2 separate regions of the Homo sapiens genome follow, and region 2 is linked to region 1. The links are chromatin loops, found by intact Hi-C in ENCODE. Cell type or tissue: GM12878. All regions are shown on one strand. Each heading gives the region's core, and the rest is flanking DNA. Links, peaks and the distances in the headings are about the cores only.

Region 1 (5,270 bases), core at 608-4,607:
TAAATTAGTATTACAATTATTGAGGTTCCTCAAAAAATTAAAAATAGAACTAGCATATGATCCAGTAGTCCTACTACTGTGTATGTATTCAAAGTAAGTGAAATCAGTATGTCAAAAAGATATCTGCACTCCCATGTTCACTACATCATTTTTCAAAATACCCAAGATATGGAATCGACCTTAGTGTTCATCAATGGAAACAGAATTTTATTTAAGAGACTTTAACATCTCTGGTCTTATTGGAAAATCATCCCCATTGGAGTTACTAAGTTGTCTTAGTCTCCAGTAAATATTTTACTAATATGACTTTCTCTTATTAAATTACTCAATCATAATAAGATCTTCTAAAAAATGTTTCATATTATATTACAGATTGCTTACTTACAGGGAGAAAATATGCTAATTTCATGCAAACATATGTGTTTCAGTTTCTGGGAATTAATTTGTTATTTTAAACTAAAATATTTTGGTATTGGTCCAGAGAAAATGCCATATCCTTACCAAACCATTTCATTTCATATATCTGGAAATGTCATGTAGTTGTAGAGGTAGCAAAATGAAATGTTTTAGTGACCACAGTATTGCATCTAGAAGGGTTCATGTAATTTATTTTCATCTATTGAATTTGAAGGGAAGTTATCTGTCTCCTATAGTCCTGAACAGACAAAGACAGGTACACATTCTCCGTGTTCTCTCATCCCTTCCTCCAGCAACCATAGGAGCCACATGTTCCAAGTATGGCTACAAAGCTGAAGAGGTAGGCAAAGTTCAAGTTAGGGCCTCACTAAGGAAACTGAATTGTATCCCAGAGATAAGGAACCACCGAAATATATAATAAGGGAGTTAAAGTATTAGAATATCATTTTTGAAGTGTACGCTAGTCACAGAATGGAAAATGAATCTGAGGGAGGACAAATGAAGTGAAGTGGGGCACTACAGAAACAAAAGGAATAATGAGAACCTATAGTAAAAGAGTGGAATTGTTAATGGAGATGTTTGATTAAATTTAGAGCTGTTAAGAGAGTAGGGTTGACAGGATTTTATAATCAATAGAATGAGAATTAAGAATCAAGGATAATGCTATATTTTTGACTTAGGAAGCTGACTATGTAGGGGGATGCATTATTGTATAAAAGTAACACAGAACAAAGGAAAGATCCCGTTTGAATTTTCTTCAGAGTTGTCAGTTTATATTTTTATTATCATTCTTGCATTTGTACAGTTTATGAGGATTTTCAAACTACTTTCACAATATTAAACTAGGTAACTAAACTACAAAATATTTTTTATTCCCAGCCTGGTCGTCTTTTTTAAAATCATAATTCTACATAACATTTAATGGAACTGTTTTATATATATTTTTTCTATGTTAATTGCATTTTAATGTCTTATTATTTTTAAATTCCAAATATCAAGACCTATACCTGTTTACTTTCCACTCTATGCCTAAACAAGTCCATGAGTTCATGCAAAACCCAGATCAGGGTCCCATGCATTTGAGTCTTTACTGAATGTTACCTTCAGTTTTCCTATGAATCCTGTCAGCTCCAGCATTAGTACAAATATGGTTATTTGAAGTATGTAGAACAACTACAACAATTTGAAGTATGTAGAACAACTACAACAAAAACATTGCTCACAATATATTTTGTGGGCAAAAACACAAAAAAATTGGACTCTCAATCAAGTTTTCTTGGTTTAATGCTGACATATTCTTAAGCTCAAAAACTTCACAGGTAATATTAACTGTGTCTTGCAATATTGTCTTCATTTATCATCCTCCAATTCCGCATCTCATTTACCACAACTTTGAAATAAGACCTCATCCGCCATGGTCATTCCTTGGGGATGTTTCCCATGACCTTGCTGATCAGGTTGACATTCCCCATATACATTTATATATGATAGCCAAGATCCAGTTACCATTCCTTTGTGGCCATTAGTAGAGTTAAAATTTCCATTTTCTTGTATCATACTTTAATTACTATTTGTTTTTTCTACCTGACTCTAAGTCCCTTTATTTCTTTATTTCTTTTCATCGTAATATTTCTCAGTGATTACCAGTGTAGCTTAACATTTAAAGGCTTTTGTTAAAAGTTTGTTAAGTTAATCAATACTTAAAATATTTTGCATTTTTTGTAAATCATTATGTTATATTATCTGAAGCTTATGTTCTTGTTTCTTTTTTTAGTTTTCATTGATAAATGTGTGTAATGCTATTCTGCTGTGAGCTGTCTTTATTGGACTTTTGCATACTTATTACAAATGTAAGCGTAAATACGGTTTAAAAAGTGTATGGAAACTCTATTTTACAAAAGAACCAAAATGATCTCTGTTAAGGCTTTTAGCACTTAATAACTCCAAGGAATCATTTAATATCAGTAAAAGGTGATGCAACAACCTCTAGGTCTTCGTACTCAGCAAGATACTGCAAAATGACTTAAGCTATTGATTCTAACAGTTTCATATTTTTATTCTCTTCTTCCCTTTAGGAACCTCTAAGACAAGAGGTCAATTTAGCCCCATTTTATTTTTTAAAAAAGAATTTAGTGTTCTTGACAGGTGTCAGATTACAAGTCCTTAGAGACAAAGGTTTCCTGTTTGGCCATCACAGCATTTATAACACAGACAGCTGTACGTGGTTTCCCTTCCTCTTCCCCAGTTCCTTACCTTATCCACAGACCACAAACCCTAACCCACAGAGAGCAGCTTCAGATGCAGGAGGATAATTCAGTCTTTAGGCTATTAAATCAGTGACTCCTTAGCACACTCACTCTACAGGGATGGCAGCAACCTCTTATGATGATGTTTCTTGTGTGAGGATTGTGTGATGTTATACCTTTTTCCCTGTGAGGTAGATAACAATGTTCAACACATTACACAAAAACTACTGAGCAGGCATGCAATCAATACTCAATCCTTTTTTGTTGTTTTCATCAATGTCATTTTCGATGAGTGCTTTAAAAATCATATTAAATTTGTTTTAATGGTCTCAATTTAGTGTCAGAATTGTGATCCTTTTTCCTACTTATTAAATGTTTTGATTTTTAAAAATAAATAACTTAAAACTGCCACAGCATCAACCATGGTGGTCTATAAAATGCTTCTTTCTTCCTTTAGCATTGATATTATTATTCAGTCTTTGTAATTTTCTGGGGAAGCTCCAATATTCTTCTTGTCAAATGTCTCAAGAAACCCTAAAGATATGGTTATCTCATATTTATTTTCTCATTTCTTCACCACGCATATGGAGGGGGTAAATGTAATACATTAAAAAATAGTAAATAGTAACACTAAAAGAGAGGGCACTTTCACAGAGTTCTGGTCAGCCACTTTTTTAGATACTAATTTTATGTTCACCATCAACTGCAACAATAATCAGGAAATCAGGAAGGTTCACTGACCTTTGCATGTAACCATATTTTTAACAAAGACCTTGGATCCTAAAACCTCAGTGATGGCATCATAGCACTCATTGATCTCAAATTTTCCCAGAAGATATTAATGATATGGTTTTATCAAAACCCAGATATAGCTAAAGAATTCCTTTGTCATCTCAGTGACCTCCCTCAAACTCCTTATTACTCTTCATATTAATTCCATCACTTTTATACATCAAGTGGTCAGTGATGTTAAACTTGTTAGAACCTATGCGTCCAATGGCCATGGTGTTGATATATGTCTTTTCCTTTCCCGTCTTTGTCTGGATTTAGGGATGGTTTCCATGGTGCTTGGACTCTGACTAAGGACATATTGTGAAAGGCTTATGTATACTGAGTGTTTGAGAATGTAATCTCTAAACTGCTGTTCTACTGAATATTGTCTGTTATTACTTAGTAACATGCTCATAGTCAGACTCCGTAATATCTAAAGCTTCTATTGGAAAATTAAATTATTTTAACAACCTCCATAGCATATTTTAACTATGAATGATACACTCAAAATATCCTCCCCAGCTGCCTTAAGTGTCATCCTTTGCATCCACCTGGAATCATCTCAAAGCATATGAATACAGAAAGAAGTAAATATTGGTTGAACACTTTCCTATGCTACAGGTATGGCAGTAGGTGCTGGAGATGCAGAAATAAGACACTTTCCTGAAACCTACAACCCAGTAAGACACATTCAATTGCTCCATTCATTTAGTGGTGTGATCTCACTATCCTTCTTTTTCCTTACAGTGGATGCTGACGAAAATTGTACAAGAGAATTTATGAACAAAAACAAAAGAGACAAATGGCGAAAAATATTTGAAGTACTTTTTCTTGGGCTGGCTCTTCTCCAAATGACAACTGATAATTAGGTAAGTAAATGAGAACTTACTGAAACAAATGACTTTCTCTGATTAAAACACCACGCAGAAAAATGACATATTGCAGAGAGAACAACCTTTCCTCTTCAAGCTCACTATTCTCTTGTTGAGTTATCATTCAGTAATGGGTAGAGAAGCAGCTAAATGCACAAAGTTTAGGGTCAAGTGAAAATTACCCAAAGCTTTATGGGTAGTTAGGTTGGGTTATATTAGGCAAGGGAGTATTCATTAGTTACAATGCAAACACTATGTGGTTACTAGACATTCACATCCCGGCATGGTTCCTAGTTCAGCTCATAATTACCTTTTCACCAGATGATCAGTTTTGCAGCCTGGTGAAGAAGAAATCCTCAGGAAACACTGTGGTGTCACCCTGGAAACGTGGGACTAGCAGAGCAAGTGGGCTAAACAAAGTCTAATTATTTCTGGAGGGAAAAAGGGTACTCTGGAATTTCCCTGCCCCTAGAGAGAGCATTATGAATCATTTGGGTAAGCGGTCTCCTACATGTGATTCGAGAGTTCATTTATGAGAGGACCTTTGCTCTAAAATATCAGCACTAATGATTGTCGCATTACCATTATAGATTCATTTCCTCAAATGTTGAATGCCTTTCAAATCAAGAGTCACAATGTAAAATTCAACTTCTGCCAGGAAGCTATATTAAGCTGGTGTCAGCTAATCATTTAAGTAACCATTTAAGTAGAGTGGCCACATATCTGGTTTACACGGGACAGCCTTGGTTTATACTCATGATATGATAATTAATACCATCCCCATTCAGTCTCAGTCTGGGTTCAATGATGATAAAGTATATGACCTCTAAGTCTAAATCCAGTTGGGTTTAATGCTTTCAGAGAACAAAAATAACTCTGGCTAATTTAAATTTTGATTGGTTGAACTAAGACCAAATATTCAACCTAGAGTTGCCAGAGATGAGGGAGACCAAACAGGTGGCTT
Region 2 (5,270 bases), core at 803-4,802, 410 kb before region 1:
CCTTGTACCAGTGCTTGAACATACCATGTTTTCCTTGGCGATTCCAATACTGTAGCGGACACAAGCGTTTTGGACTTCTATTTCTAGTGATTGCCATAGTGAGGATTTTTGCTATCCCTCAAGCAGTTAGAGTCCACCCCTGGCATTAGTAACTGGTGCACAGTGTCCTGCTCCACACTAATGTGCTGCTTTGTATTATCATTGCTCCCTTCATTCCTATGTTCAAACAAGAGCTAGGAATAATTAGTCTACAGTCTCATAAGTCTACACCTCTTCCATTTGTTCAACTTATGTACCTACTTATCATATATGAAAATAAAAATGTAATATTACATCTCATGCACCTCATAAATATATACGCCTACTATGTACACACAAAAATTAAAAATAAAAAATTGAACATGTAATGTTATCTTCACAAGGTGATGATTTTTTATAATCTATAATCAAATTTGTAATATGTATATTCCCAAGCATATATCTAGTATATAATTGTTTCCATTTAATAAGTAGAATGATTCAATAAACACTTATTGACTATATCCTATGTGCTAGGGACATTGCTAGGCTATGTTTATACTATGATAAATAAACTAGACAAGGTCCCTACTCTTGTGGGAATTTTGTCTCATTTTGCTAGACAGAGTGTGGGCGATTATAGTATGGCAGCATATTTTTTGTATAATATCGTGGGATATTTCTCTATTGCATCATCCCCTACCTCATCTCCCATGACTTAAACATATAGTTCCTACCTCCACTGTATCCCCATTTTATTTTTCCATGCTTAGAAAAACTACATTTTCAAGTTCTATTAAAACTGTTTTATGTTATGTTTTTTTCCATTGAAGAGGAAATAAGTTTCATCAACACTGTGTATGCAGCTACTAGCATTAGGTGTCCATTCTATGTTGAACAAAGTAATAAGATGAGTGTGGTTCTAAGGAAGAACAAGATGCTCAATTAATTGCTGTTGAATGCAAATGCCAGTGTACATTGAGTGTATTTACAGGCCGAAGAGGTCTCACTCTTCTGAAAAATACAGCAGAAATTTTGAGGATGTCTAGTGATAATTTAATAATCATGTTTGTATTTATTTTTATGTTTATCCTTTTGTTGCATTTTTCTTTTTGTCATTTTGAATCCTTTTAATAGAAACTCAAGCTGTGCTGTGTCACATGACAAAATGAAAGCCGGTTTCTTTCCTCATGTGAGAACTTCATATAAATTAAGTTTGCTTATCTAATTATAACCAGAAAAAACAAATATACAAAATGGTTGTCAAAGGTAAGTTTCTACCTCCAGGATTGTTCTATTATATTTTCCTTCCCAAGCTAAACAAAAGAATTAAGTTCTCTATTATACAATCAAACAAGGGACCAAGCAATTTTTATCTTTGGTTATAGATATGACTAAAAATAATGTTTAAATAGGCCAGGTGCAGTGGCTCATGCCTGTAATCCCAGGACTTTGGGAGGCCAAGGCGGGTGGATCACCTGAGGTTAGGAGTTCGAGACCAACCTTACCAACAGGGAGAAACCCCGTCTCTACTAAAAATACAAAATTAGCCGGGTATGGTGACGCATGCCTGTAATCCCAGCTACTCAGGTGGCTGAGGCAGGAGAATCGCTTGAATGGTGGTGATGGGGGTGGGTGGAGTTTGCAGTGAACCAGGATCATGCCATTGCTCTCCAGCCTGGGCAACAAGAGAGAAACTCCATCTCAAAATAAATAAATAAATAAAAATAATAATAATGTTTAAATAAAGTGTTAAAAAAAGTTATAGAAGTTCACCAATGTTCCAAGTCATATGTTGCTACTGAAGACTATCTTGAAAGATTTTACAGCTGAGTTCAAGTAGCATCTTTGACAAAAGCTTCTTGATTAATTTTTGTGGCCATGAAGTAGCACCAGAAGAAAAGTGTACTGTGTATACCTTATAGCTAAGTCCTTAAGCCGTATCCTTGGTTATGTTATATACTTGCCATTTTAAGTACAGATCTTTTTGCCATTGTAGCAGAAATTCTTATCCAAAAATGTTCTTGCCTTCTCCTCACCTAATAAGTTCTAATTACTTTTTAAATTAAGTGTACTTACACTGTAATGGAGTTTGAAATTCTGTAGGCTCCTGAAGCAGGCACAAGTAAATTTTTAATATTGATTTAGGGTTTTTCCATTTGTTTGTTTTTCAGGATTTGATGGCACACAAAAACAGCCACTAACATCTCTCACATGTTTGGAAAGAATGGAATTATTACATTTAAAAAATGGCAAATATTTGTGATAAATGCAATTCGTGGATATCACCAAAAAAATGAACAATTTAGTCAAATCATTCCTGCAAAGTATTTTCACAAATATGTAAAGTCAGTAGTTCAATTTTCACTCTTTTGTTAGCAAATACGTGTTGCGCTGCTTGATTTTAAAACTTAGCTGATAAGAATCCAGTCTGATTCAACTGGAATTTTTTTCTTTCACTCCTGCTCCTGACTGAAATCCTGAAAAAATTCAGTCTGTAGCTGAGAGTCAGCCACTCCATTACCTGTCCTTTTCTTTGAGCTAGTTTAGCCCTTCTTTCACTGTTTTTTTTTTTTCAGCTTTCAAGACTACATTTTCAGATGAAAGTGAGTGCCTTCACTTTATGCATTTGTGTGTGTGCAACCCTCAAGGAAAGTCACCCAAATCCCAAGATGGGTGTGTCTTCCCCTTACTGACAGAATTCAGCCAAAAACATTCCCTTCTGATCCTGTCCTACCATTTCCACTGAGCAAGAGTGACTGACTCTTCCTGTTATCCATCCTCATTCTTGCTTTTTCAACCTAGGAAGTGGAGTTGAACCAGCACTTCTAGGGAAGGTTTTTTGTTTGTAGCAATTACTTCAGCCCCTTAGAATGACTTTCCTAGATGGCAGTCTTGACTTTTCTGGTCACTCGAATTGAAATTTTCAATTCCTCTTCCTGAAACCTCAAATCAGTCATCACTGCTGCATTTTCATTTAGTAGACTTTATCACTTTCTGGCATGCTACAGATTTTATGTATGTATGTACCCCTATTTCCCTCCCTGGAATGAAAGAAAGCCCCACAAAGGGAGGTTTGTTGCTGCTGTGTTGTTTTGTTTCTGTTTTTCTTGCTGTGTCCCTAACATCCAGAATCCTTCTGGGAGCATAGAAAGATTTCAATATGTATATATTATTTCCATGATTGGAGATGCTCTGAGAATTTTTCTGCTTCTGTTAAGGAAAATTATACCAAAAGAGTATAACACATTTCTTCTCCTGGCTATCCTTCTAAAAAGTGGATCAAAGAAAAGCCCCTTCTAGACTCCCTTGCTCTAGACACATTGCCACTGGACATTCAACAGCCATTCTCCATGCGCAGATATCACTTTGTCTCTGTTACATTACAGTTACTTAACTTGCAATAACTCTTTGTTGATTGAGATAATTTACCTAATTAAATGCAGTTTTCAGAGGACTTCTCAGACAAGTTACGGAAAAAATCTACTGTAGCTTATTCAGATAAAAAAATGTGAATACTTCTCTCTTCCTACCAGTTTAAGCACTCTGGGTGATCTGCTTTCTTCTGTAATTTCAGGTTTCCTATAAGGAAAGCACAGAGCTCCCACAGGAAACCTTTTATATCTCTGGAGTTCTGTGACATCTTTGGCTTTTCTTGGTAAAGTAATATTTTAATGTTTACAAACATGGTATCCAATGGTACAAGCATTGTTGAGAATGCCTCTACATTTATCCTGTATTTTTTTAATTGTTGATGGATAAAACTACTCCTTTCTGAGGAGTGGAGAAGGAAAGCACCCCACAGTATTTAAAAGATTTTTTCTGATATTGGCATTTAGCAGTAGCACTAACAGCTTGATCCTTTAGAAAAAATTCAAGAAAACTGCGTCCTTGACGAGGGATATCTATTGCTTGCTGGAGTGAGAGCAGCTACTGCATCTTCTGATCTCATCATTAGCAATGAAACTGGTAACCCACTTCGGCAAATTGGCAGATTGAGTAGGGAGTATGAGGAGCAAAGTGATAGCCTTTCCTTTATCTGTGCTCCAGAGTTAAGAGCATTTTCAGCTTTTCTTTGCAGTATTGCTGCAGTGCAGCAGTGAGAAATCATAATAGGAAGAAAAAGAAACGGATAGCTAATGATGAAAAAGTCTCTCTGAAGTTGCAGCAGAGATGAGTCTATAGCACAGGGCTTACCTGGGGATTGTTGGAGTGGCTCTGAAAACACACACATACAGACACGCGTGCACACACACACATGCACACAAATCCTTTTATTCCTTTTGGTCATCATCTACTATCATCTTCCAAGTGTGATTCTTCTTAAAAATAACAATCCATGTATTATTATCTGACCCTAATATTTTAAATCCCCTAAGGTTATATATCAATGAAGTTTATTTTTTTGTAAAACATTTTTTCCTCCTTTTAGTGTTTAGTTCAACTGTTATAGCATTTTAAGGGGGAAAATTATATATATTATATATGTGTGTGTGTGTCTGTGTGTGTTTGTGTGTGTATGAACATAAGAGACAGCTTTTTTTAAAAGCACAGAAATTCAATCCAGTTAACTTTTCACTTGTTTCTTTTATAATGATGTCTGATTTATAGTGAACGTATGCTATAACGTTTACTCATATTTTGGTGGCAATGAAAAGTAAGATATATTTTATTGCAAACTTCAGAACACATATAAGAGGACTTGTCAGCCAAGCACATAATTTTCAGCACATAAATGAGGCAGCAGTTTCCCAGTACTTTATATCGTATTAGGAGTAGACTTCTCACATCCATGCAGACCACCCTTCTGAGAGCTTTGCTTTAGACCACCATGTTCCTGCTACTACAGTCATCAATTTCCAGCACTCAGAACAACCCCCATCCCTGCTTACCACTAAGAATTTAGGATCAGAATGTCTTTTCCACATATAAGCAACACATAGAACCTAAATAACTGCTCTGATTGGTTTATAGGCCTCAACAAAAGTGCTTTACAGGAGCAAGTGTAGTTGTCCCTTTTAAACTAACAGAAGGTGGAGTTGAACTGACATCTTGTTAGGAATCACATTTACTTCTACTTATTCCACATTGCTGTGGCCTCTCTCTCTCCCCACCTTCATCATTCATCCCTCAGCCCTTCCTGTACCCAGCCTCAGAACTATTCTCTGTCACTACCTTAAGTGTGGCAAGTCCATCTTTGTCTCAGGTTCATTGCATTTGCTTTTTCCTTGCTTTTAACTCTTCCACCAGAT

What was found. Peaks named below come from ENCODE experiments on the same cell type or tissue, not always from the same donor. Only the 100,000 strongest peaks of a DNase experiment are listed, where the experiment ranks them.
Region 2: a loop joins it to region 1, with 2.2 times the contacts of the local background. A loop is called at or near these places in 1 of 110 quality-filtered maps.

Annotation. Positions count from the first base shown.
Region 1 is chr13:58,951,196-58,956,465 of GRCh38, forward strand. No RefSeq gene overlaps it. Among named protein-coding and RNA genes, the nearest start is that of LINC00374, 720 kb to the left of the region's middle. In GM12878, for the core only: no CTCF peak of the experiment used is centred there; a DNase peak (open chromatin) is centred at 2,686; H3K27ac peaks cover 1,017 bases.
Region 2 is chr13:58,544,676-58,549,945 of GRCh38, forward strand. No RefSeq gene overlaps it. Among named protein-coding and RNA genes, the nearest start is that of LINC00374, 310 kb to the left of the region's middle. In GM12878, for the core only: a CTCF peak has its summit at 2,903; no DNase peak of the experiment used is centred there.